Regions from separate parts of the Homo sapiens genome. Here region 1 is linked to region 2. A link is an interaction called in ENCODE POLR2A ChIA-PET data of the cell type or tissue named here. Cell type or tissue: OCI-LY7. All regions are shown on one strand. Links, peaks and the distances in the headings refer to the core of each region. The heading gives the core; the rest is flanking DNA.

What was found. ChIA-PET counts read pairs that join two places held together with the same protein. Peaks named below come from ENCODE experiments on the same cell type or tissue, not always from the same donor. Only the 100,000 strongest peaks of a DNase experiment are listed, where the experiment ranks them.
Region 1: POLR2A ChIA-PET joins it to region 2 with 13 read pairs; 8 of 35 experiments call an interaction of 5 or more read pairs at or near these places.

The regions. Positions count from the first base shown.
Region 1 is chr10:12,427,935-12,444,666 of GRCh38, reverse strand. All of the region lies in intron 1 of CAMK1D (calcium/calmodulin dependent protein kinase ID), which reads right to left. Among named protein-coding and RNA genes, the nearest start is that of CAMK1D, 87 kb to the right of the region's middle. In OCI-LY7, for the core only: no CTCF peak of the experiment used is centred there; no DNase peak of the experiment used is centred there.
Region 2 is chr10:12,332,418-12,340,591 of GRCh38, reverse strand. No RefSeq gene overlaps it. Among named protein-coding and RNA genes, the nearest start is that of CAMK1D, 13 kb to the left of the region's middle. In OCI-LY7, for the core only: no CTCF peak of the experiment used is centred there; a DNase peak (open chromatin) is centred at 441; H3K4me3 peaks cover 628 bases; H3K27ac peaks cover 2,013 bases.

The DNA.
Region 1 (16,732 bases), core at 4,627-12,626, 100 kb before region 2:
AATGCACTTGCATTCAGAGATTTTGGAAATCCCTGCTTCAAATTGTTCTGGCTTTCTAGACCAAACCAATGTACACCTTAAATACGATATTGACTGATGTCTGCCTCTAACTTCTGTCCCTCTAAAATGTATAAAACCAAGCTGCACCCCAACCACCTTGGGCACATGTTCACAGGACGTCCTGGGGCTGTATCATAGGCCTTGGTCATTGATATTTGGCTCAGAAGAAACCTCCTTAAATATTTTACAGAGTTTGACTCTTTTCATCGACATCAGCATATACACCTCCTCAAAGCCTCAGAGGCCAAGGAAACGCAGGTTTCCATCATGGTTCTTATGCCTGACTGTCAGAGGCGTTTGAACCAGAGCAACTCCATCTTGAATAGGAGCTGGGTAAAATAAGGCTGAGACCTACTGGGCTGCATTCCCAGATGGTTAAGGCATTCCAAGTCACAGAATAAGATAGGAGATTGGCACAAAACACAGGTCATAAAGACCTTGCTGATAAACCAGGTTGCAGTAAAGAAGCCGGCTGGCCAAAACCCACCAAAACCAAGATGGCGATGACAGTGACCTCTGGTTGTCCTCACTGCTACACTCCCGCCAGCGCCATGACAGATTACAAATGCCATGGTAACGACAGGAAGTTACCCTATATGGTCTAAAAAGGGGGGGCATGAATAATCTGTCCCTTGTTTAGCATATCATCCAGAAAGAACCATAAAAATGGGAAACCAGGCTGGGCACAGTGGCTCATGCCTATAATCCCAGAACTCTGGGAGGCCAAAGTGGCTGGATCACTTGAGGTCAAAAGTTCGAGACCATCCTGGCCAACATGGTGAAACTCCGTCTCTACTGAAAATACAAAAATTAGCCGGGCATGGTGGTAGGTGCCTATAATCCCAGCTACTCAGGAGGCTGAGGCAGGAGAATCGCTTGAACCCGGGGAGCGGAGGCTGTAGTGAGCCAAGATCACTCCACTTTACTCCAGCCTGGGCAAAAGAACGAGACTCCGTCTCAAAAATAAAAAAAAAAATAAAATAAAATAGGAAACCAGCAGTCCTCAGGGCTGCTCTATGGAATAGCCATTCTTTTATTCCTTTACCTTCCGAAGAAACTTGCTTTCACTTTACTCTATAAACTCACCCTGAATTCTTTCTTGTGTGAGATCCAAGAACCCTCTCTTGGGGTCTGGATCAGGACCCCTTTCCTGTAACACGACTATACGAGCACAACACATGGTTCGTGCCTTCGTGAAGGTCATCACGACACTATATTGCAACTACAAGCTTCTATCCTTGTTTCTGTCCCCTCCTGTGTCACCGCAGAGATTCTCAGAATGGAGGCAACATAGGTTAGCCCTCTCTGTTTGACCATGGTACCTGGTGTAGAGTGAGCACCCATCATATCTGTTCCATGAATACTGAATACATTTTACAAATAGGCAAACCCCGAGAAGATCTGCCGCACATAAACGTCTTTCCTCCTCGAGTCAGTTTCACTACTGAGGCTTCACATCTTTGAATCTGTTTTCCAGAGTCCTTAGATACATGGATAAATATATTTCTGAGAGCTCAGTATTTTTGCTACTGCTGTGAGTTCATATGTAGATGGAATAAAGAAAATGGCTCAAAATTGATGGGAAACGTTAGAAAGCAAAGAAATAGTGAGAGAAGAGAAGTAGAAAAGTAAAAGAAATGAGAAGACAAGATAAAATGGGAAGAAAGCAAAGAAATTCCAGACTTTGGCCTGAAATTTGCCATCACACTGCTGTCTCTTGTCATGGTTAAATTTTGGACGTTTCCAAATATACTCACATCTAACATGCTTCTCCTTACAAATGAAACGGATGAAGTCGGTTTTCACTTTTCCTAAAATGCTCAACAATGGTTACAAGTTCCTTTCTGATCCTTTCCTTCTTAGGAAAGAAGAAAAAAACACTCGATATAAAACCTTTCAGAACCTAAACCATGATATCAGCAGGATGACTTTGGACTCAGGAAAAGTCTAGAAAGTCTTTCAAGCTGAGATGCATTTTTGAGGTTTGGGGTGACAAAAAAACTAAAAACAGTGTCTATGTATAGAAGGGCTTTGCAAGTCTATCTGAAATAAAACATTCACAGAATAAAATTCCATTTCCATATAACGTCTAAGAGAAATCAAAGTTTTTTTGTTTGCTTGTTTTTGAGACACAGCCTCTCTCTGTCACCCAGGCTGGAGTGCAGTGGCGCAATCTCAGCTCAGAGCAAGCTCTGCCTCCCGGGTTCACGCCATTCTCCTGCCTCAGCCTCCTGAGTAGGTGGGACTACAGGCACCTGCCACCACATCTGGCTAATTTTTTGTATTTTTAGTAGAGACGAGGTTTCACCATGTTAGCCAGGATGGTCTCCATCTCCTGAACTCGTGATCCGCCTGCCTTGACCTCCCAAAGTGCTGGGATTACAGGCATGAGCCACCGCGCCCGGCCTCAAAGTTTTAAGAAAAACAAGTTATTAAGAAAGACTACCTTCATAGGTCCTTGAGCCTAGAGTTAACATTTTACTGAGTTTTGGTCCATTTGAATTCTTTAATAAGACTTGAAGAATTATTACTGCTGCATTTTATACCATCAAAGAGATTGTCTTTTATAACTTGAAAAATACACATTTCCTTTTTTCCCCACATTATTGTGCAAGAAAATTTATTTTATACAACTTCCAATCCATTCTGTGTCCTAGAGATTTGACTGAAACTGACTATAATCAAGCGCTTCTCAGTTTATCTGGGGATTTTAGTTGTCATCTTTGAGTATGGAATAGAATATAAAAAGAAAAGGTAAGTTTAGCCTTGTGGGTGCGGGGAAGAGTTTGACTTTTTACTTTTTCTTTTGAGACAGAGTCTCATTCTGTTGCCCAGGCTGGAGTGCAGTGGCACAATCTCGGCTTCACTCCTGGGTTGAAGCGATTCTTGTTCCTTGGCCTCCCGAGTAGCTGGGATTACAGGCATGTGTCACCACACCCAGAAAATTTTTTTTTTAAGTAGAGGCAGGGTTTCACCGTGTTGGCCAGGCTGGTCTCGAACTCCTGGCCTCCAGTGATCCACCCGCCTCAGCCTCCCAAAGTGCTGGGATTACAGGTGTGAGGACTTTTTTTTTTTTTTAACAAAAGGAACACATTAAAAATTTATTTAAAGGCCAAGCACAGTGGCTCATACCTATAATCCCAGTACTTTGAAAGGCCAAAGTGGGTGGATCACTTGAACCCAGGAGTTCAAGACCAGCCTGGGCAAGATGGTGAAAACCCATCTCTAAAAAAAATACAAAAACTAGCCAGGCCTGTCGCATATGCCTGTAGTCCCAGCTACCTGCGAGGCTGAGGCAGAAGGATCACTTCAGCCCAGCAGATGGAGGCTGCAGTGAGCCGAGGTCGCACCACTGCACTCCAGCCCCGGTGACAGATTGTGAGACTCTGTCTCCGAAAGAAAACAAAAATTAATGTAAGTCATATGTGACATGAGAGCCTTCAGAAATGAAGTCCAAACAACCCAGGAAAAACTGTCTATTTTTATGGACAGTCATGCTGACGTATGATTGGAGGACGAAAGGGTATCATTTAATGGTAATAAACAAGGAGAAACTTAGCAAGGGCTGCTTTTTCAAATTCTTCCTGGCCTCTGGGAATAGGGCACAACCCCACTGGAATGAGGGTCTTATGACCGACTTTCAGGCAAGCCAGAGAATTCTTTTTGGCCCACTTTAGGGGAAAAGGGTTAGAGAAGGTTAGAGAGTGACCTCCCTGCTTCTGCAGTTTCCTCCATTTCCTTCAGCCTGAAATATTCAGTATGCCAAGATGCTGTATTTTCAGGTAGCATTTCCTGCATCCCATCATATATACAGATCATTTTTGATTATGAAGCCTACAGGACAGGAACCATGTTTTATCACCTGTGTGTTGCCCAAGGCCTGAGCACTGCACCTGGCATACACCGTATCTCATATACTTTATTGAGGTATAATTTATCCACAATAAACTGCATTCATTTAAAGTGTGCCACTGAGTTCAACTTCCGTCACACCAAATTAAACAAAAAAACAGGTATCTGGCTGGGCATGGTGGCTCACACCTGTAATCCCAGCACTTTGGGAGGCCGAGGTGGGCGGATCACCTGAGGTCAGGAGTTCAAGACCAGCCTGGCCAACATGGCGAAACCCCATCTCTACTAAAAGTACAAAAATTAGCCAGGTGTGGTGGCGTCCACCTGTAGTCCCAGCTACTCAGGAGGCTGAGGCAGAAGAATTGCCTCCTGCCTCCGGAAGGCGGAGGCTGTAGTGAGCCAAGATCATGCCACTGCATTCCAGCCTGGGTGACAGAAGGAGACTCCGTCTCAAAAAAAAAAAAAAAATCCAAAAAGACTAACGTATAGTTGGAATGGCAGGAAAAAGACCTACTGTTTCATAATTACAACATAATGCAAGTAAGACTTTTATGAAGAGTTTCAAGGAAATGAATCCCAGGCCAAACCCACATCTGCCTTTCTCTGACTTAGACAATCTGCTGCTAGAAAGTAAGACAAGTGATATGGTTTGGCTGTGTCCCCACCCAAATCTCACCTTGAATTACAGTTCCCATAATTCCCACATGTTATGGGAGGGACCCAGTGGGAGTTCACTGAATCACGGGGTGGTTTCCCCCATACTGTTCTCGTGGTAGTGAGTAGGTCTCTCACGAGATCTGATGGTTTGATAAGGGGTTTCTGTTTTCACCTGGTTCTCATTCTCTCTCTTGCCTGCCGCCATGTAAGATGTGCCTTTTGCCTTCCACCATGATTGTGAGGCCTCCCCAGCCACATGGAACTGTGAGTCCATTAAACCTCTTTTTCTCTATAAATTACCCAGTCTCGGGTATGTCTTCATCAGCAGCGTGAAAACGGACTAATATGAAAACTCTAGGCCACTAAGGTCTTTCCCATTTTATTTAGAAAAACAAAATCTCCTCAGATTCGTCTTATATCAAAGACAGCAGAACAAACAAGTAAGTCCTCGATCCCTCTCTCAGGATTCCCGGGACAGTGAATTCAACTGCAAAGCACTCAGCAGTGTGGCTCTACAACCGGGACCCTTCACCGATGTGCACATTGACAACACTACCTACAGCAGGGAGGAGGACTGGTGAGAGCAAATCCCACAGCTGTTATCACAGCCAAGCCCTAAAACGCAGGCAAACAATAACATGCATATCCTTTCAGTCATGCCCATTTAACAGCAATAATGCTCCCTGAAAAAAATAAAGGGACATATACACGAGCACAGAGTAATTTTGAAAAACACGTGGCTCTCCCTGTCTGGCCTCCAGTCAATAAATGCCCCCACAGATGGGAGTTTTCGATAAATATTAAACCATAACAAACAACTGCTCAGGGCTCTGAGACGTATGCAGCCTTTTCAGCCACAGAAAGCACCTGTCAAGAATGACTTCGAATATGAGTTATGAAAAAGAAAAATAATGTTAGTCTGTGGTACACAAGGCAAAGTCCTCAGACAGCCTGCGCAATGGAACTTGGGATAATAGGCCCTGGTAGACACAGACGATAGTGCCTGATGTCTGTCCTACCCTGGCGACAGTCTCCCACACGTGACGGGCAAATGACTCTATTTTAATAAACAGGAGAGGAAGAGACAGGAAAGAGCCTGCACCAGAAAGCTGAGGTTTGGGGAAAATTCCATAGAAAGCAAAAAAATCAATTAGAAATATTAAGTCTTTCTTAAAAAATTAAAGTAACACGGTGCTGTCCAAGGATGCAGTTTGTATTTAACGTCCAAAGGCAGGTTTGCTGTTATTGTTATTTCACTAAAATCAAGACCATTAACTCTGTGGTAGAATGGAGCAAGGCAGGGAAGAAAAGCAAAGGTTTCCTCTAAGGAGAAATAATTTATTGCATCTCTACTGCAATGCCTCAACCTTCAAAAGTCATGGTGAGAATTCTAAGTCTCAAGTCATTCCTAGTGCAACAGCAAAAATGTGCAGCCACCACTCCTGGGTAAGAGGTCAGCAGTCGTTGCAAACTTCATTAAAATCTTTCATTCCCAAACCAGTGAAACAACATGTAAAAATGGCCCCAGTAAAGACAAGAATGTGACCTCAAAAAAATTTTTTTAAAGAAAGATATGTCCAGGAATTTCAACTGATGGAACACCCAGTGCTTCAAAAACAGGGTTTTCTTAGAATCTTCTTAAGAAAGAAACTGAATGAATGTCATGGGGGATTATACCTTTTTCATCTTCCCAATTCAGCAGGGACAATAGCCACATGTATAATTCCATCACGACAGGGGAAGCAAAGTCTCAGAGATGGAAAAAAGACACCAAGGGCAGCTTAACATGTGGTCCTTCTCCAAGGAAGTCAGCCATGCAGCAGCCAAAAACAAAAGGAAAAGGTCCCAAGCTCAAGGCGAAGGACCCACGACTTCAGACACCTGAATTGCACTTTGCCAAGCATGGTCCATCATGAGGTGTGCAGAAAAGAGCACGTGCTTCAAAAGGCCCCTCACAAGGTTGGCCCTTGGCTGGCACCTGAGAACCTGGATTCCAGGAGGGTTCCCACCATCCTAACTAAAGAGCAATTCACTGCACCTAAACAGTTTATGCAAGCAAAGTGGTTTTTGCTGAACATCTGCTTTCCTTCTGAGATTCTGGAATTTGGGTCTGTGCTAGGCAGCAGGTGCCTATGTGACCAGCTCTCAGTAAGAACCCTAACAAGAAGCTGATGTGAATATATACTGCAGGATTCCAAGTACATGACACTCTAGAAAAGGCAAAATACAGAGGCAGGAAAATAGTCAGTGATTGCCAGGGGTTGGAGACAGGGAGGGGAAAATATGCAGAAGAGGGAGAATTTTTAGGACAGTGAAACTACTCTGTATGATACGATCATGGTGGATCCATGTCATTAGCTATTTGTCCAAATCCATAGAATATGCAACACCAAGAGTGAGCCCTAATGTAAACTATGGACTCAGGGTGATGGTGACGTGTCATTGTGGGTTCATCAGCTGTAACAAAATGCCCCGCTCTGCTGGGGGATGTTGATAGTAGGAGAGCCTGTGCATGTGTGTAGGGCAGCGAGTATATAGGAAATCTCCGTATCTTCCATTTGGTTTTGCTATGAACCTAAAAATGCTTTAAAAACTAAAGTCTGGGCTGGGCGCGGTAGCTCACGCCTGTAATCCCAGCACTTTGGGAGGTCAAGGCGGGTGGATCACCTAAGGATGAGAGTTTGAGACCAGCCTGGTCAACATGGTGAAACCCCGTCTCCACTAAGAAAATACAAAAAATTAGCCAGGCGTGGTAGCAGACGCCGGTAATCCCAGCTACTTGGGAAACTGAGGTAGGAAAATCTCTTGAACCCAGGAGGCGGAGGTTGCAGTAAGCCGAGATCGTGCCACTGCACTCCAGCCTGGGTGACAAAGCGAGACTCTAGATAGATTACATAGACAGACAGACAGACAGACAGACAGATGGACAGATAGATGATAGATAGACAGATAGATAGATAGTCGGTCTGTTTAAGAAAAAAAAATCTGGCTGCTGAGTCTAGCAAGCTTCCCTAGTAGATGCCATTTCACACGTCACCACCACTCCTTGCTGATTGAACTAAGCTTGCCCTGTGTGCCCACCCCCCAGGAAGAGGACACTGGGAAATTTGTGCCCACCTGATCTGCGCCCTGCCCCTGGTGCCTCTCCCCTGTGCTGATTTTGCTCGAAGTCCTTTCGCTGTGATAAATCTTAGCCATGACTATGACCATAGGCTGAGAACTGTGAGTCCGTGGAGCGAATCATCAAACCTGGGGGTGGTCTTGGGGACCAACGCATGGGCACTTAATACGTGTATTGTGACTGATCACCTAAGCTCTAAAAATACCATAGATCCTGTCACACTGAGATCACCCGTTGGTCTCAGGGATCCTGTATCAAGTCCTCATGCCAGCATGCCCACACAGATGCCCCCATGGGGCTTTGCTGCCGAGACAGCTTCCTCCATGAGGGCTGAGATGGGCTAACTACAGCATCCGAGCTTATGAGATTAGAATGTCAGGCTTCCCACCAGGTAGGGGAACCTCTGCCCCCAAAGACTTTACCATCACCTCCTCGCCACCAGTGAACATAAACCCCACAGAAGTCAAAAGTTGTCCTTTCTTTCAAAAAACAAAGTCAGCAAGCCTCAATAAAATCCAGAATAATGCCTCCGACCAGCTTCCTAGATTTCCTTCGACGGTCACTGCTCTTCATTCTCCTTGGACAAGCCTTCATCCAGCGAGGCTGAGGGATGTCCCTGAGAGGGGGCATGTGGCTTCCAGTGAATGTGAAGAGGAGGCACTCCACAAACCCTTAGGTCCACAGCAGACTCTAGACTCTATCGACAGGATGCCCAGGCTGGCCCAGGGAACTAGAACCCACCCCTGGGCACACATGTGAAGCCTGTACGTGGAAGAGGAAGACCAAGGAACCAGAGTGGCTTTCAGGCCAAGGACAGGCTTGAGTCACAGATGAAGCCGGGGCCCGGAAAGCCATTGGCACTCAGTCTCCCACCCCTAGAAGCAAGCCTTCCTTCCCGAGCTGTGTGGCACAAAGGTACAGTCCTCTCAGGCTGTTCACCTGCATGCAATCACAGCTCAGAGCTGGACAGCCTAAGACTCATTCCCGACTGTCCCCACCACCCCATTCTGCTCATCTACAGACAAGGGTGGAGCCTCAGCAAGCTCTAGCATCTGATCCCTTCTTAACCTACTCTGTAAAGGAACATGCAAGGAAGGACCCACTCATGCATTTAGCACTGACTTATGGTGCCCAGGAGGCAGCACGAATACAAGACAATGAGAAGGGTTTGGACCAGCATTCAAAGAGCTCACCGCTGAGTTCTAAAACTGCATTCCCTGTCACCTCTGAAAATACCTCCAGCCACAGGCGACCTACATCCCTCATCTGTTAAAATGCAAACAAAAGAGGTCTTGTTGGAATCCTGCCAGGTATTAAAGGGTAGGAGAGTGGAAAGCAGTGGAAAAGCCTGGAGATGACCACTAAGCCATCCTCCAACCTGCTGGGCACAGAGCACGTCTCACCTTCTGACTCAGAGCTGCCAACAGACAGGCTGCTTGGGAGTGGAGGGGACGAGCAGGTCACAGGATGCCCGCCGGTATTACCTTGAGGTAACAGGAACTCCAGCCTGTTGCACAAAGGTGAGCATCTACAGGAGGCCCTTCCAAAACAAGCAGGGAAGTGCAATTGATGGAAATGAGGTGCTGAGCAGGTGAGGTAAGAAAACCACGGAAGCAGCAGAGAACCTGGAGTTAGGCTTGGAATATGGAAACCTAGGGCGGATCCATCAGTGTCAGTGGGGCTTCTTGTTCAGGGACTGCAATTGGCCTCCTGCTCCCCATCACCTTTTCTTTTTTTTTTTTTTTTTTTTTTTTTGAGACAGAGTTTCACTCCTCGCCCATGCCGGAGTGCAGTGGCACAATCTCAGCTCACTGTAACCTCTGCCTCCCAAGTTCAAGCCATTCTCCTGCCTCAGCCTCCGGAGTAGCTGGGATTACAGGCACCCACACCACCACCACACCTAGCTAATTTTTGTATTTTTAGTAGGGACAGTGTTTCACCATGTTGGCCAGGATGGTCTCGAACTCCTGACCTCAGGTGATCCACCCGCCTCAGCCTCCCAAAGTGCTGGGATTACCAGTGTGAGCCACTGCGCCCAGCCTTCCCTCCCCTCCTGATTCCTCCTGGGCTGCTTTCTCAAAGATAACTCTCCTGCAGGGAGGTCAGGGTCATGCCCAAGGGCCAGCCTTTTCTAGACGGATGATTCCCACATCCTTCAAGTCTCAGAACACCCAGCACAGACTGAAGGCGATCAAGGTGACCGGGCTACCACTCAGCATTGGGAAGCATTACCCGGTGAACATCAAATGTGTATTTACACACCGTTCAGAGTATTATTTAACAGATTTGAAAACAGCACAAGGACGTTTTTCACTTTGCAATTAGGGAAAGAGATTTGCTAATTTAGGTCCTTAAATCCTTGGAATCTTTAAGCAGTCACTTGCTGGATGTCATTATCCCTAAAGCCACCAGCTAATTCTAGGCCAGTAATGAGAGAGCTCACAGCTTGCACAAACAACGGCTGGGCTCTATGAGCCTGGAGCCAAGCCAATCTCACAATTCTGCCTAGATCCAGCCCCGTTCCTGGTCACTAGGGTAGTGGGCATCTCATGGGCATCCATGATCAAGGCTCAGCGCCAGACCCCTTGTACACAGAATCAGGAAATCTCAAGCGCTGAAGGGCACTCGTTTACAGAGGAGATTTGGAAAGGCCAAATGGCTTACCTGGGGTCACAAGTCAGGGGTGTGTCTGACTCCAAACCCCAAACACTCTATGCTATCATCCTGTACCCAGTCACAATTAGAAATATAACAACAGACTTATTTTTTTAATTTGGAAGAGAAAAATCTTAGGACTAGTTACTCAAGGTAAGAAAGCAATAGAAAAGGAAGAGAGCTCTTAGCCAGGTATGAGGGATTGCTCCTGCAGTCCCAGCAACTCAGGAGACTGAGGCAGGAGGATCACTTGAGCCCAGGAGTTCAAGGCTGCAGTGAGGTATGATCACACCACCGCATTCCAGCCTGGGTAATAGAGCAAGACCCTTTCCCCACAATAATCATAATAAAATTCACAAGGGCCAGTACCACTTCAGAGGAGGGACTTGTAGATGCAACTAAATCCAGACAGAAGGATGCACTGGGGGACCTGAAATCCCCACCCAACGACAGGAAGTCTGTGTATGTTAGGACTCTTAACATAACCCTTTACAAAGTGAGGGTTTGGCAAACTGCAGCCCCTAGAAGATGCAGAGCTGAGTGATGCCCAGGGGCAGGGGCCCAAGCACGTGGCTATCTGGCAGGTTCCTCAATGTTACTGCAAAAATGCTCTGAATCCACGAGTTTGTTTTTTCTTTTCTATGGTTTTCCATTCAGCAAATATAAACCGCATGCCAGCTTTCTGGACGCAAGGCATTGACTGGGGAGATGCCAATCACAGGCTCCAGACCCCTTACATGAGGCAAATCCTGAGAAACCACTCCAAAACTCGATGCATTCTGACCACCAGATTCCGCTTTCCTCGACCCAGTTTTATGCTTCTTTTGTTGACTAAATAACCAAGCAAAATTAAGGGAGAAGACTCTAAGGAAGCCTAGACTGTTTGTTTTGAATAAACAAATATTAAAAAAAAAAATCAAACCCTTCCACCTGAGAAAAAAATTACGCTGTACCTGGAGCAGGAAATGAGAGCAGAGGGAAAGATATCAGGCATTGGTAATTAAGTCCTGGGGTCTGCAGGAGGGAGGGCAGCTGGTAGGATGAGAATGATCAGCAAAGCTCCACAAACGTGGTAGGCAAAAAAGCAGCTGGACTGGGAAAGGTTTTCAGCAGGGAGATGGGGGATCTCCAAGCTCCTCTAATCTCTAAAAGGAGAACAGCATAAAGAGAGCAATTCTGAGGCTGTGAGAGGAAACCTGACCGAGCACCTGGTGTGTGCTTTATGGGTCTTTCCCTGGATCTTATGTAATTCACGCCCCACCTGCTCCCATGCCCGGAACACATCTGGGCACAGTCTGTGGTTCTTTTCCATGATCCGTGTGAGCTGGCTCAGGGACAGTGAAATCCCTGCATAGCACTGGCATTTACTCTAATCCCGGGGACCTTGTACATGACTCTCCCAAAGGGTCATCCTGTGCTGTGCAGCAGCTCCCATTGCCGAGACGGCACCATCTTGGGAGCAGGTGGGTGGAATCTGGCCTTCGAGAGTGTCCAGCACAGACCAGCCCAATGAGGGCAGAACACCAGTGACAAGGACACGGTAAGGGTGGACAATGGGGAATCTTCAGGGTGCAAGCAAGGCAAGCGCTGGCACCCTGACACCATTCATTCGTTCACTCATTCATTCATTATTCAACTCACCCATTCATTTATTCAACTCACTCATTTGTTCATTTGCCCATTCATTCACACATTAACTCATCTATTCACTCATTCATTCATTTATTCAACTCATTCATTTGTTCATTTGCCCATTCATTCACACATTAACTCATCCATTCACTCATTCATTTGTTCACTTGCCCATTCATTCACACATTAACTCATCCATTCGCTCATTCATTGATTTATTTATTAATTCATTCATTTATTCGTGTACTCACTCATTCATTTGTTTATTCATTCCCACTTTGGTGGGAAAGCAAAAGTCTTCAAACCAGGCCCCAGCTGGATCTGCCAGAAACACACACACAAAGACAACAGACAAATAAACCTTGGACTAAGTTTCCTGCAAACGAAGGTAAGGGTGATAGGAGAAAACTTGAGAATCACAGCCTCATGGGGCTGAGGAAAAACTCTTTGGGGCTGTCTCCCCACCACCACGGGCAAGTTTCAATCCACCTCTGTGGGTCATATGATTCCCACTCTCCCTATCACCATCTCCAAAGGCAAATTAGAGCTCCCAGGCTCTCAGAGAAACGCGGCCCAGTGTCTCCAGACAGCCCTTGGAATCTGGAAATCACTGCTCCTCTGATGTATCCAAAACCCCTCTTCCAAAGGTAGAATACCTGAGCCAAAGACTGGCCACAGTGACCTCTGCTCAAGGAGACATGGTCGGCCTTCTTGATTGCCTCTCCCCAGGGATGACAGGTCTCTCCAGACCCTGCCGCATGGCCAAAAGGGAAACACAGCTGGAGGAACTGTGACGCCAGGAGAAGAGTCAGGAATCATCAGAGGTTGCCAAGAACATCCTCAAATCCTCTGCGGATGTGAGAAGGTTGTAAATCTTAAAATGTAATATAGAAAAGCTGGATAATAGCTGTCACTTCTAGTTTTCCCAGTAATCCCTTCAGGGAAGTAGAAAAGAAGAGGAGAAAAGTCAGACCGGGTCATGCGGGTGAGATCAGAGGCTTTATTAAAGCAGGGAACGGACGCCCCCAGCTCTGGCCCTGGAGTAACAGAGCACGCTCCTCCCACCCTGGGTTCCTCAGGTGCTCCACGATAGGCAGGCGCTCTGAAGGATCTCCCTGGATTCCCCTGAGGATTAGTGCATCTTTTGAATGAGTTATTCCTCGGGAAAGTGAGGGGATTGCATCTACCTCTCGGGAGTGCACATAACTGACTCTCTTGGAGTCTGAGAATCGGCCTCTCTCCCCGACCCACCCAGTCTCTCTCCTCAGACACTGAGTGATCACAGCCTCCAGCTCACCCAGACCCACCTGTGCACCCGGCTCCTTTCTAAGCCATGAGCTGATCTCCGTTTCCACCTGTGCCCTCAATAACCAGGGATTACAGTGCAGCTGCAAAAAACAGCCCCAGGCTTCCAAGGGGCAGCAGTGGAGGTGAGATGTGTGTTTGATAACTTCCCGACAAAACTGCCTTTCACATTTTGGTTTATTGTTTTAATTTTTCTTCCTTTCTCTACTACAAGAATAAGGCAGTAAGAACAAGGTGGAGAAAGCATAATTTTTTAAAAAATAAGAAAATGAGGCTCATCTCCTAATTTATTATAAAAAATAAAAACAATAGCATTTAAAAATAATCACATGTATCAGCTGGGCATATGGTTCACGCCTATAACCCCAGCACTTTGGGAGGCCAAAGCGGGCGGATCACTTGAGGTCAGGAGTTTGAAACCAGCCTGGCCAGCATGGCGAAATCCCGTCTCTACTAAAAATACAAAAATTAGCCTGGCGTGGTGGTGCACACCTGTAATCCAGCTACTTAAGAGGGTGAAGCAGGAGAATCGGTTAAACACAGGAGGCAGAGGTTGCAGTGAGCTGAGATTGCACCACTGCACTCCAGCCGGGGCCACACAGCAAGACCCCATCTTAAAAAATCATCATCATCATCATCATCATCATCACATGTATGCACCAAAGCTCCAAGCCTGAAAAGCCCCAGAGAGCTGCAATGGAGACATATCCAATACTCGGCACGTGGATTCTATCTCCAGCTCTGCCCTAAGGAAGCGTGTGGTCGTTCACAGCCTGGGCAGCTGTCTGGTCTCAGTGTGTTTGCAAAATCAGCAATGTACTGCCTCGTTCTCAGACTCTGGTGTGTGACCCACAGACAGGACAAGGAAAAAGTCGTGTAATTAATTCAAATGACTTGGGATAAAAACTAATCTGATTTAGTGAAAGCTCTAGATGTTCTGAAGCACACTGATCCCCTTCAAGTTCATCAGATATAAAAACTCACAGCTACAGGAGGCCAAAGGACCCACAGACCTGTTCCGTGCAAGCCCACCTACCAGCAGGGCTGGTCAGTGCCTTGTGGGGCTGTGCTCTCCGGGAGAGCGGATCGTGTTCATTTGGGAATTATTGACCACAGCGCTTTGCTGAGCAATCCGTCTTTTCACGGAGCATGCAAAGGTCAACAGGGGCTTGGTCCCATCCAAATGCTCACAAATCCCAAACGAGCAGGATTGGAACAGGGGTTTTCTAGGATTATACCAGCTACTGACTTCCATCCAAGAGAGAACAGCAAGGCAGTGGGGGATGTAAGTGTTTTTGTCATTATGTATGACAAAGAACATGAAGCAGAGGAAATCAGAAGGCTGGAAAACAGTGAGAGAAGCAAGCAAGCAGGAGAGAATGTGGGAGACAAAGTGAGAGTGACTCCCCGGGGTGGGGAGGGGCAGTGCTGGGGCAGTGTTGTTCTAAGAACTGCAGTTACCCAGCCCATGTGTCCAAAGGATGCTAACCAAGTACATTAATGCAAACATTCACGCATCCTCGGTGGAGGGATTCACCAGAGGTGAAACCTTGCGTGGAGTGCAGCTGCACACAGCAACTTCCCTGGGCCCATCTCCCACAGGCACCCGGTGGTCTCAGTCACACCCACCTCGAACCTGAACTTAGTGCCAATGTTTGTCAGCCCATGTGCTAAGGGCTGGGCACAGTGAGGTGGATGACTGAAGAGGTCGTGCAGGGTCACAGGATGTTATAAGAGAGAATGGGGGCCAGGCATGGTGGCTCACGCCTGTAATCCCAGCACTTTGGGAGGCTGAGGTGAGTGGATCACCTGAGGTCAGGAGTTCGAGACCAGCCTGGCCAATATGGTAAAACCCCATCTCTACTAAAAATACAAAAATTAGCCAGGCACGATAGCGCGCACCTATAATCCCAGCTACTCAGGAGGCTGAGGCAGGAGAATTGCTTGAGCCTTGGAGGCAGAGGTTGCAATGAGCCGAGATCACACCACTGCACTCCAGCCTGGGTGACAAAGCGAGACTCTGTCTCAGGAAGAAAAAAAGAGAGAGAGAATGGGGAAGGGGAAGAGAGCATGGGACATTTGGTGGTCAGGGGAGACTGCCTGGAGGAGGTGGCATTCACACTGCAGGCTGGAGAATGAGAAAGAAGAGTGGGGGAGAAGGGGTCAGCAAAGAGGAAAGCACGTGTGTGAGGCCCTGAGACCAGAGAGGGCTTGGGGGCTGGGGAACTCAAGGCAAGCCAGAGTGGCAGGGGTGGGCGATGAGGGAGGCACAATGTGGGAGATGGCAGTGGGTGGGCAGAGGCCACACCATACCCCCATTCCTGGCCAAAGTGAGTGTCATCCTGCATTCGGGCTGCTACAGCAAAGTACCATAAACCTGGTGGCTCATAAACCACACATTGACTTCCCACGGTTGGAGGCTGGAGGTCCAAGATCACGGTGCTAGCAGGGTTGGGTTCTGGTGAGCGCCCTCTTCTGGGTATGGACAGCCACCTTCTTGCTGTATCCTGACACAGTGGCGAGGCAGCTCTATGGGGTCTCTTTGATAAGGACATTAATCTCATTCAGGAGGGCTCCCCCTTTATGACCTAATCACCTCCCAAAGGCCCCACTTCCTAACACCGTCGCATTGGGAGTGAGAATTTCAACAGAGAAATTTCGTGGGGACACAAGCTTTCGGCTCCTAACAGTAAGGAAGCTGGGTTGTGTTCTAAGGGCAGTGGGAGCCAGCAGAAGCCTGACATGGGACAGTGCCCAGATCCCGCTGGCCTCTTCCCGGGGCTGCCCTGGCTCAGTGGGGAGGCGAAGTTGAAGAGGAACGGGATGAAAGGCAGAACCCCACGGGAAAGCTATCAGATCCACCCAGAAAAGAGAAGGTGGTGTCTCAGACCAAGGTGGTATTAGCAGAGAGAGAGAGAAACGGGCACCTTGAGGAATACCATGAGATAGAATGTCGAACGTGGAGAAAGAAAAGAAATTTTGGTGAGAAAGAATAGACAGTCTTTAACAAGCTATCTATATTCAAGGGCCTAAAAGCTCCCCACCTAATTCACAAAAAGCCCAGGTAAGAGGGCTCAGAAAAGCCAGCAGGGATTCTAGGCAGGATGGACACAACCCAACTCTTTCCTGTAAGAAAGGGTAAGTTCAAATGAGAACACATGGACACAGGGAGGGGAACATCACACACCTGGGCCTGTCAGGGGATGGCGGGATAGGGGAGGGATAGCATTAGGAGATATACCTAATGCAGATGACGGGTTGATTGATGGGTGCAGCAAACCACCATGGCATGTGAATACCTATGTAACAAACCTGCACATTCTGCACATGTATCCCAGAACTTAAAGTATAATAATTAATTAATTTAAAAATAAAGAGCGGCTGGGCACAGTGGCTCATACCTGTAATCCCAGCACTTTGGCAGGCCAAGGTGGGAGGATCACAAGGTCA
Region 2 (8,174 bases), core at 175-8,174:
AACCCCAGCACTAATGACTCCCACAAATATGTCACCTAAAGCTCTGTGTTCAGGAAGTGGTGGTTTGTGTACCAGGGTTACAGTTCATTGAGCATGGAGGGGCAGCAGCCAATGGGGCTGGAGAAAACGGGAAGGGTCTGTTGGTGAAAGGCCTCGGGGGTCCTTCCTTTGGACCAAAATTTTTGTTAAGTGCTTCAGTGAGTGTGATAATCAGGGTTGAAAACATAGCAATACCCTGCCCTCCATTTCAGCAATGGCTCTGTCACCCATAGGAAACCTATTGGCTTGTAGTGGATTGCTTTTCTAATCCCAAATCTAAGATTTGGTGATTGGAACCAAACCTAGACTATGGCGAAGGATAGACCTGTCTTTGATTTTTATGTCTTTGCCTGTGCTTTTTCTTCTGTTTGTGCCCCCACAGGGCACAGCCTTAGCCACAGTAGAACTCTGCACACCTGTGAAGGAATTCAGCTCAATAGCTCAGGAGGAAATTGCAGAGTTGCTTCCCTTCCTACTTTGGATGTTAGTAATGGATTTCAATTCTTAGTCATTAAGAAATCTTCAAGTCCAAAGGATTTGCCAGAGATGGTGTAATCAGCCAAGATTCTGAAATGCAATCTACTATGGGGGCATTTCTCCTGGCATTAGTCTCAGGGATAGTCAGGGTCAGTTCCCAAATCTTGACTCCAGTTCGGTAGAGCCGTGCCCCTGGAATCGTATTACTGTTGAGTGGGCAGGTACACCATGCAGAAGGACTTTGCAGACAGCCTCACGCAGAAAACAGACCAACAAGTATTTGGCTTCCTCGTTCAGTCTGGTGAGAGCTGTTGGCTTGTTCAGGCTTTTGCCTTAGGGCTATGGCAAAACAACTAAGTGGGTGCAAAAGAGGGGTTTTCTGTTTTCTTGCTTTTTTTTTTTTTTTTTTTTTTTTTGAGACGGAGTCTCACTCTGTCGCCCAGGCCGGACTGCGGACTGCAGTGGCGCAATCTCGGCTCACTGCAAGCTCTGCTTCCCGGGTTCACGCCATTCTCCTGCCTCAGCCTCCCGAGTAGCTGGGACTACAGGCGCCCGCCACCGCGCCCGGCTAATTTTTTTTGTATTTTTAGTAGAGACGGGGTTTCACCTTGTTAGCCAGGATGGTCTCGATCTCCTGACCTCATGATCCACCCGCCTCGGCCTCCCAAAGTGCTGGGATTACAGGCGTGAGCCACCGCGCCCGGCCTTTTATTTTTTTTTTGAGCATGACTTAGGTGAAAGGCATCTTGCTATGTCCCACGATGCTATGGTGCACTGTATATAGAGTACAAACTAGAGGAAGGCATTGTGCAGAATAAAAGAACCAAGTCTCATCTGACATCTAACATACTCCCTGACTTCAGGCATTTTCCAGCCCTTCTTCAGATGGTGATAACATACAGAGAGGGATGAGATAGCATCTGCAAAGCACTTTGGACTTCTTAGAAGAAAGACAGCAGATAAACATAAGGTATTAATAGTATGCATTTTTTTTTTTTTTTTACTAGCTGTCACATCTGGCTCTTTGTTCTTTGCCTGGATTACAAAATGAATGGTTTCAAAGGAAAAAATATCCTAGTAAAAACACATCCACCCACAACACTTCCACTAGATGGGCACATTTTATATTAGATGTAAATAATCTTGGACTATCATAAGATTCTTGTTTCTGGCAGGGGTTTTCCAGCTGAAGAAAATCTATTAATTAGCAAGATGCTGCCAGTATGTTATTCCCTATGAATGCCTTGGAACTGTAGACATTAACTCTTCTAAACCCAAACTTTTGGACTTTAGCACCAGAAACACATAGCACTTTTCTTATTTAAACTATTGACCCAGCCGGGTGCAATGGCTCACACCTGTAATCACAGCACTTTGAGAGGCTGAGGTGGGTGGATCACCTGAGGTCAGGAGTTCGAGACCAGCCTGGCCAACATGGCAAAACCCCGTCTCTACTAAAAATACCAAATTAGCCGGGTGTGGTGGCGGGCACCTGTAGTCCCAGCTACTCAGGAGGTTGAGGCAGGAGAATTGCTTGAACCCGGGAGATGGAGGTTGCAGTGAGCCGAGATTGCGCCACTGCACTTCAGCCTGGGTGACAGAATGAGACCCTGTCTCAAAAAATAATAATAAAAAATAAATTATAGACCTATAAGTAAAGACCAATATTTTATAAAGGCGAATTACTTGTAGCTCTTTAATTTTTTTAAAAGATATTGCCACTACTGGGCCACTGTGGGTCTTTTACTTCTCCAAGTGTTTCTGAAAAAGGAGGAAGGGTAAAGGGAAAGTACCCATCCAAAATGTTACAGGGCAAAAGCTAAGTGCCTCTCAGCATTCCAGGTCCAGCTGCTTTTCCCCTGCTCACCAATTGAGGTTTCTGTGGAATTTATGCCGCAGATGGACATAAACCTTTCTGTGGGGTGCTTGGATGACAACTGCACTCGGAATGAGATGTAGGTACCCAACCTAATGCAATTGCTGGCCTTAAACTGACACATTTAAGAAAGATGTTTCAATTACCAGCCTGGACAAAAGCCTTTCTCCTAATTAAATTTACACAGTAACTAAGAAAAGAGAACAGTGAGGAGGAACTTAGCCCAGGGTGACTCTGTAGCCCCTCAGCCTTCCCCAACCATTCCCCCTAAAGAGGCCCCAGCTTCCAGATCTCAAGCATCCCCCAGTCCCCTGAAGGTTAACGATGCTGTTTCCTGCTGAACCAGCCAGAAACAACTAACACGCAAGTGGATTTATTTTTACCCCAGGCTTTGTCATCTATCATTACTGAAAAACTAAGAGGCAGATTTTGGCTGAACAGCCTGCGGAATATTCAAGATCTCCATGCAGAATTTGGCCCTCCGTCTGCCGCAATTCATCTTATTTAGAGTGGCCTTCTCCTCCCTGCCAATGTTCCTCATTAGCAAGGATATCTGCATTCACGACAACAAACTCTCTCTTTTGGTCTGGTCTGGAGTCTAAGGGATCCTGTGATGACATCACCATGCCACACCACTGACATCATAGCTTTCTTGGTGGAAGCAGTCATTGGTACCTCGGATGACATAGTCTATTTAACCAAAGACTGGGGAACAAATTTAAATATGTCTTGCAGATGTTCTCAGCACACAGACTTCACCAACAAAAGCTTATTTATTGAAGGGCATTCTCCCTGGATTTAAGTATATTTCACTTGCTGAGGGTATCTTTCGCTGGTCTGCAAGATGGAAATGATAGAGGCTGCTGATTTCATGCCTTCTGGAACCATGAGACCCAGCTGAGCACTGCATTGGTGACTCTCCATTACCTTCCATATTACATTCAAACTATTCATTCTAGGCCTCCAGACTTCACTGTTCATGGAATTGTGCATGCATCTCCTTTCTCATCCTTTTCCAGTCAAGCAAACTTGATTTGAGCCCTTCAAAGTCAATCCAGGCCAGACATGGTGGCTCATGCCTGTAATCCCAGCACTTTGGGAGGCCAAGGCTGGTGGATCACCTGAGGTCAGGAGTTCGAGACCAGTCTAAACAATAGGGTGAAACCCCATCTCTACTAAAAATACAAAAAAATTAGCCAGGCGTGGTGACATGTGCCTGTAATCCCAGCTACTTGGGAGGCTGAGACAGGAGAATTGCTTGAACAACAGGAGGCAGAAGTTGGCCGCAGTGAGCCAAGGTCACGCCACTGCACTCCAGCCTGGGCAACAGAGCAAGACTCCCTCTCAAAAAAAAAAAAAAAAAAATCAAAGTCAAAGGATTTACAAGCTGGTTCCTGTGTGGCCCACATGGTGCTGGATCCAGGCCCTGCCCCTCTGTCTCCTATTTCCATATTTAATTTAAAGCTCCCTCCTGTTCTCCATTGATTTTTTTTTTTTTTCCAAACACCAAACTACTACCCATCCTTTTCAAACCCAACAAATACTTCTTTCAGTATAGCTTGGGTTTTTTTCTTTCCAACTTTTAATTTAGGCTCAGGTGGTACATGCATAGGTTTGTCACATGGCTAAGTTGCATGTTGTAGGGGTTTGGTGTACAGATCATTTTGTCACCCAGGTAATCAGCATAACAACTGATAGGTAGTTTTTAAAATTATTGTTGTTGTTGTTTGAGACAGAGTCTCATTCTGGCACCCAGGCTGGAGTGCGGTGGCACAATCTCAGCTCACGGCAACCTCCACCTCCCAGGTTCAAGCGATTCTCCTGCCTCGGCCTCCCAAGTAGCTGGGATTACAGGCATGCACCACCACACCCAGCTAACTTTTTTTTTTTTTTTTTAGATGGAGTCTCGCCCTGTCACCCAGGCTGGAGTGCAGTGGTGCAATCTCACCTCACTGCAACCTCCGCCTCCCGGGTTCAAGCGATTCTCCTGCCTCAGCCTCCTGAGTAGCTGGGATTACAGGTGCCCGCCACCACACTGGGCTAATTTTTGTATTTTTAGTACAGACAGGGTTTTATCATATTGGTCAGACTGGTCTTGAACTCCTGACTTCGTGATCTGCCCACCTCAGCATCCCAAGGTGCTGGGATTACAAGCATGAGCCACCGCAACAAACCTAATTTTTGTATTTTTTTTTTAGTAGAGATAGAGTTTTACCATGTTGGCCAGGCTGGTCTCGAACTCCTGGCCTTAAATGATCCGCCCACCTTGGCCTCCCAAAGTGCTGGGATTATAGGTGTGAACCACCACGCTGGCATGATAGGTAGTTTTTTAATCTTCACCCTCTGCCTACCCTCCACCCTCCAGTGGGCCCTGCTCTCTGTTGTTCCCTTTTTATCCATCTGTACTCAATGTTTAGCTCCCACTTATGAGTGAGAACATACAGTATTTGGTTTTCTTTTTATTTTGAGATGGCATCTCGCTCTGTGGCCCATGCTAGAGTGCAGTGATGGCATCTCAGCTCACTGTAACCTCTGCTTCCCAGGTTCAAGCGATTCTCCTGCCTCAGCCTCCTGAGTAGCTGGGATTACAGGTGTGCACCACCATACCTGGCTAATTTTTATATTTTTAGTAGAGATGGGGTTTTGCTATGTTGGCCAGGGTGGTCTTGAACTGCTGACCTCAAGTGATCCACTCACCTTGGCCTCCCAAAATGCTGGGATTACAGGCGTGAGCCCCTGTGCCTGGCCAGCATTTGGTTTTCTGTTCCTGTGTTATTAACTTAGGATAATCACCTCCAGCTCCATTCATGTTGCTGCAAAGGACATGATTTTGTTCTTTTTATGGCTGCGTAGTATTCCATGGTGTGTATGTTCCAGATTTTCTTTATCCAATCCACCATCGATGGGCATCTGGTTGATTCCATGTCTTTGCTATTGTGAATAGTGCTGCGATGAACATATGAGTGCATATGTCTGTATGGTATAACAATCTATAGCAAGATAGCTTTTGACAGATGGGGAAATTGAGGCATCAGAACTTGCCCAAGATCACAAGGCTCATCAGAAAAGAGTGGAGCCTGCAATAAGTTTCCATCTGAAAGCAAAACCCGCTGTGCTGTCCTGCTCCAGAGAATGTCACTGAGAGGAGGACTGCAATGCTTCATTTTATGTGTCAACTTGATGGCACCACGGGGTAACGATGAAGTAGAAAACCCTCCCCATTGTGGGAGGGCATCGACCAATCCACTGAGGGCCTGAATAGAGCAAACAGTTGGAGGAAAGAGGAATTTGCTCCTTTTTCCCCTTCCTGGCTGATTGTTTGAGCTGGGACATCCAATTTCTCCTGCCCTGAGGTCAGGAGTTCGAGACCAGCCTGGCCAACGTGGTGAAACCCCGTCTCTACTAAAAATACAAAAACTAGCCAGGTGCGGTGGTACTTGCCTGCAGTCCCAGCTGCACAGGAGGCTGAGGCACGAGAATCACTTGAATCCGGGAGTTGGAGGTTGCAGTGAGCCGAGGTCACACCACTGCACTCCAGCCTAGGTAACAACAAAAAAAACCTTGGAAAAATGTCTAGGTCTGTATTTATCACTACTTGGTCCTGAGAGTGGCACTGAGGACAGAGATCACATCCAGAGGTTCTGTTCTGCTGCTACTAGCATGGGAAAGCCCAGTGTTCCTTGATACCAGTACAGATGTGAAGCCTTTTCCCTTCAGCTATCTGCCTTCTGCTGAGAAAGGAGAGAAGCCAGAAGCAGGTTTCCCCACCTGTCCCATGTGCACCGACCCCGCACACGCTCACCTATGACAATGTTACTCATGCCATTTCCCTAAGGCATTTAAGTCACCGGGCAATTAAAACCCAAGATGCTGGGTGTGTGGATCCAATCAGGGCAGCCTTCACAACGCCCAATTATTACCCGGAAATCCAGCATTGTTCTGGAATCCCTGAGGTTTCTTCAAGATGACACTTGCATTTCTAAGCACAGAACTCCAACTTCTTCTTCATTACCCTACCGGCCTATTTCCCAGGAAGTAAACAAGCACAATGTCATCATTCTATTCTATCCCGAACCTTCCTACAGCTCCCTGGCAGAAGGTTAGCGGGGGTTTTCTCTCTCTAGTTTGGCTGACTCAGATCTCTCCTCTCCCCCTGGTTGCCTTGAGGAGGCCGAGGTTCTAGGTTTTCTGGTTTCAAAATAAATTGGCAGAAATCTGAAATGATGCCAATACCGCCTTCCTGCCCGCAGGCAGCTGGGTCCCAGTGGGAGGTCTCTTAGCAACCAGGCTCAAATCAAATATTTGGGCGTCTGGACACATTCTGATTGGAATGAGATCATAAACAAAAACTTCTCTCTTTCCCTCAACCCAGTTACCAAGCCCCTGGGTTGCTGCCCTGCACCAGGGAAGTCCGTGACTCATGCGGAACCTTCAGTTACAGGCAGGCCCCACAATGAGACATCGCAGTCCCAGACGGCCAGGCCAGAGATCCACTTCTATTTCTGTCTTGATAGGTAGCCTTGCACAAGACATGCCAGCTTCAACTTTTTTGTGGCTGTGCCTACCTAAAACCCAAAGTTTTAATTTGATCCCAAAGTTTTAAAGGAGCTTCTGCACGCAGCTCCTTCCAGAAATCAAACTGTTCCCAGGTTCAAGGAGGCATGAGCTTCAGTTCAAGTCAGAAGCAAACCAGAAGAAACGAGGGTTTCTGAGTCCTCTCTTCCTCCATCTGCCATCTCGTCCTTCTCTCCACCTTCCCTGCAAGTGACAAATGACGCAGGGTTGAGAGAAGGGGCAGATGGATGCTAGCCAAGGGTAGTTTCACATCTTTTATTTTCCAACCTCTAATCCCAAGTTTTGTACACTCAGAAAAACAAAATACACCAATTTTGGCTTTGGTTGCTAATTTCAATTGGTATCCTTACACACAGGGGAGATTTTATCTCAGTTTTTTTTTTTTTTTTTTTTTTTTTTTTTTGAGATAAAGTCTCACTCTGTCCCTCAGGCTGGAGTGCAATGACGCGATCTTGGCTCACTGCAGACTCCGCCCAGCTAATTTTTGTATTTTTTTAGTACAGACGGGGTTTTGCCATGTTGGGTAGGCTAGTCTCGAACTCTTGAACTCAGGTGATCCACCCACCTCGGCCTCCCAAAGTGCTGGGATTACAGACATGAGCCACCATGCCCAGACATAAAACTCTATTGTATGGATATAAAAGCTGAGATAAAGTCTCCCCTGTATATAAGGATACCAATTGTCACCTTTAAAGATACCCTACCCCTTACCCTGGGGGACAAACATTGCCAGGTCCTAAATAAGCACTTAAAGAATTGAATTAGCACCCAAAACACCTGGAAAGTCATTTCTTCTTTCAGTGGTAATAAGCAAGTGGTAAATTAGGCACCACTGGTTTGCCTCCACCATGCTCTAATTTTGTGGCTTCAAGGGCGGCAGGTTGCGTAACTCCTCTCAGTCTCAGTTTCCATATCTGGAAAATGGAAATAATAGTAGTACAGACAGTCGTCTACTTACAATAATTTAACACATAATTTTTCTTTTTTTTTTTTTTGAGACAGAGTTTTGCTCTTGTCGCCCAGGCTGGAGTGCAGTGGCACGATCTTAGCTCACCGCAACCTCTGCCTCCTGGGTTCAAGCGATTCTCCTGCCTCAGCCTCCTGAGTAGCTGGGATTACAGATGCATGCCACCATGCCCAGCTAATTTCTGCATTTTTAGTAGAGACAGGGTTTCACCACCTTGGCCAGGCTGGTCCTGAACTCCTG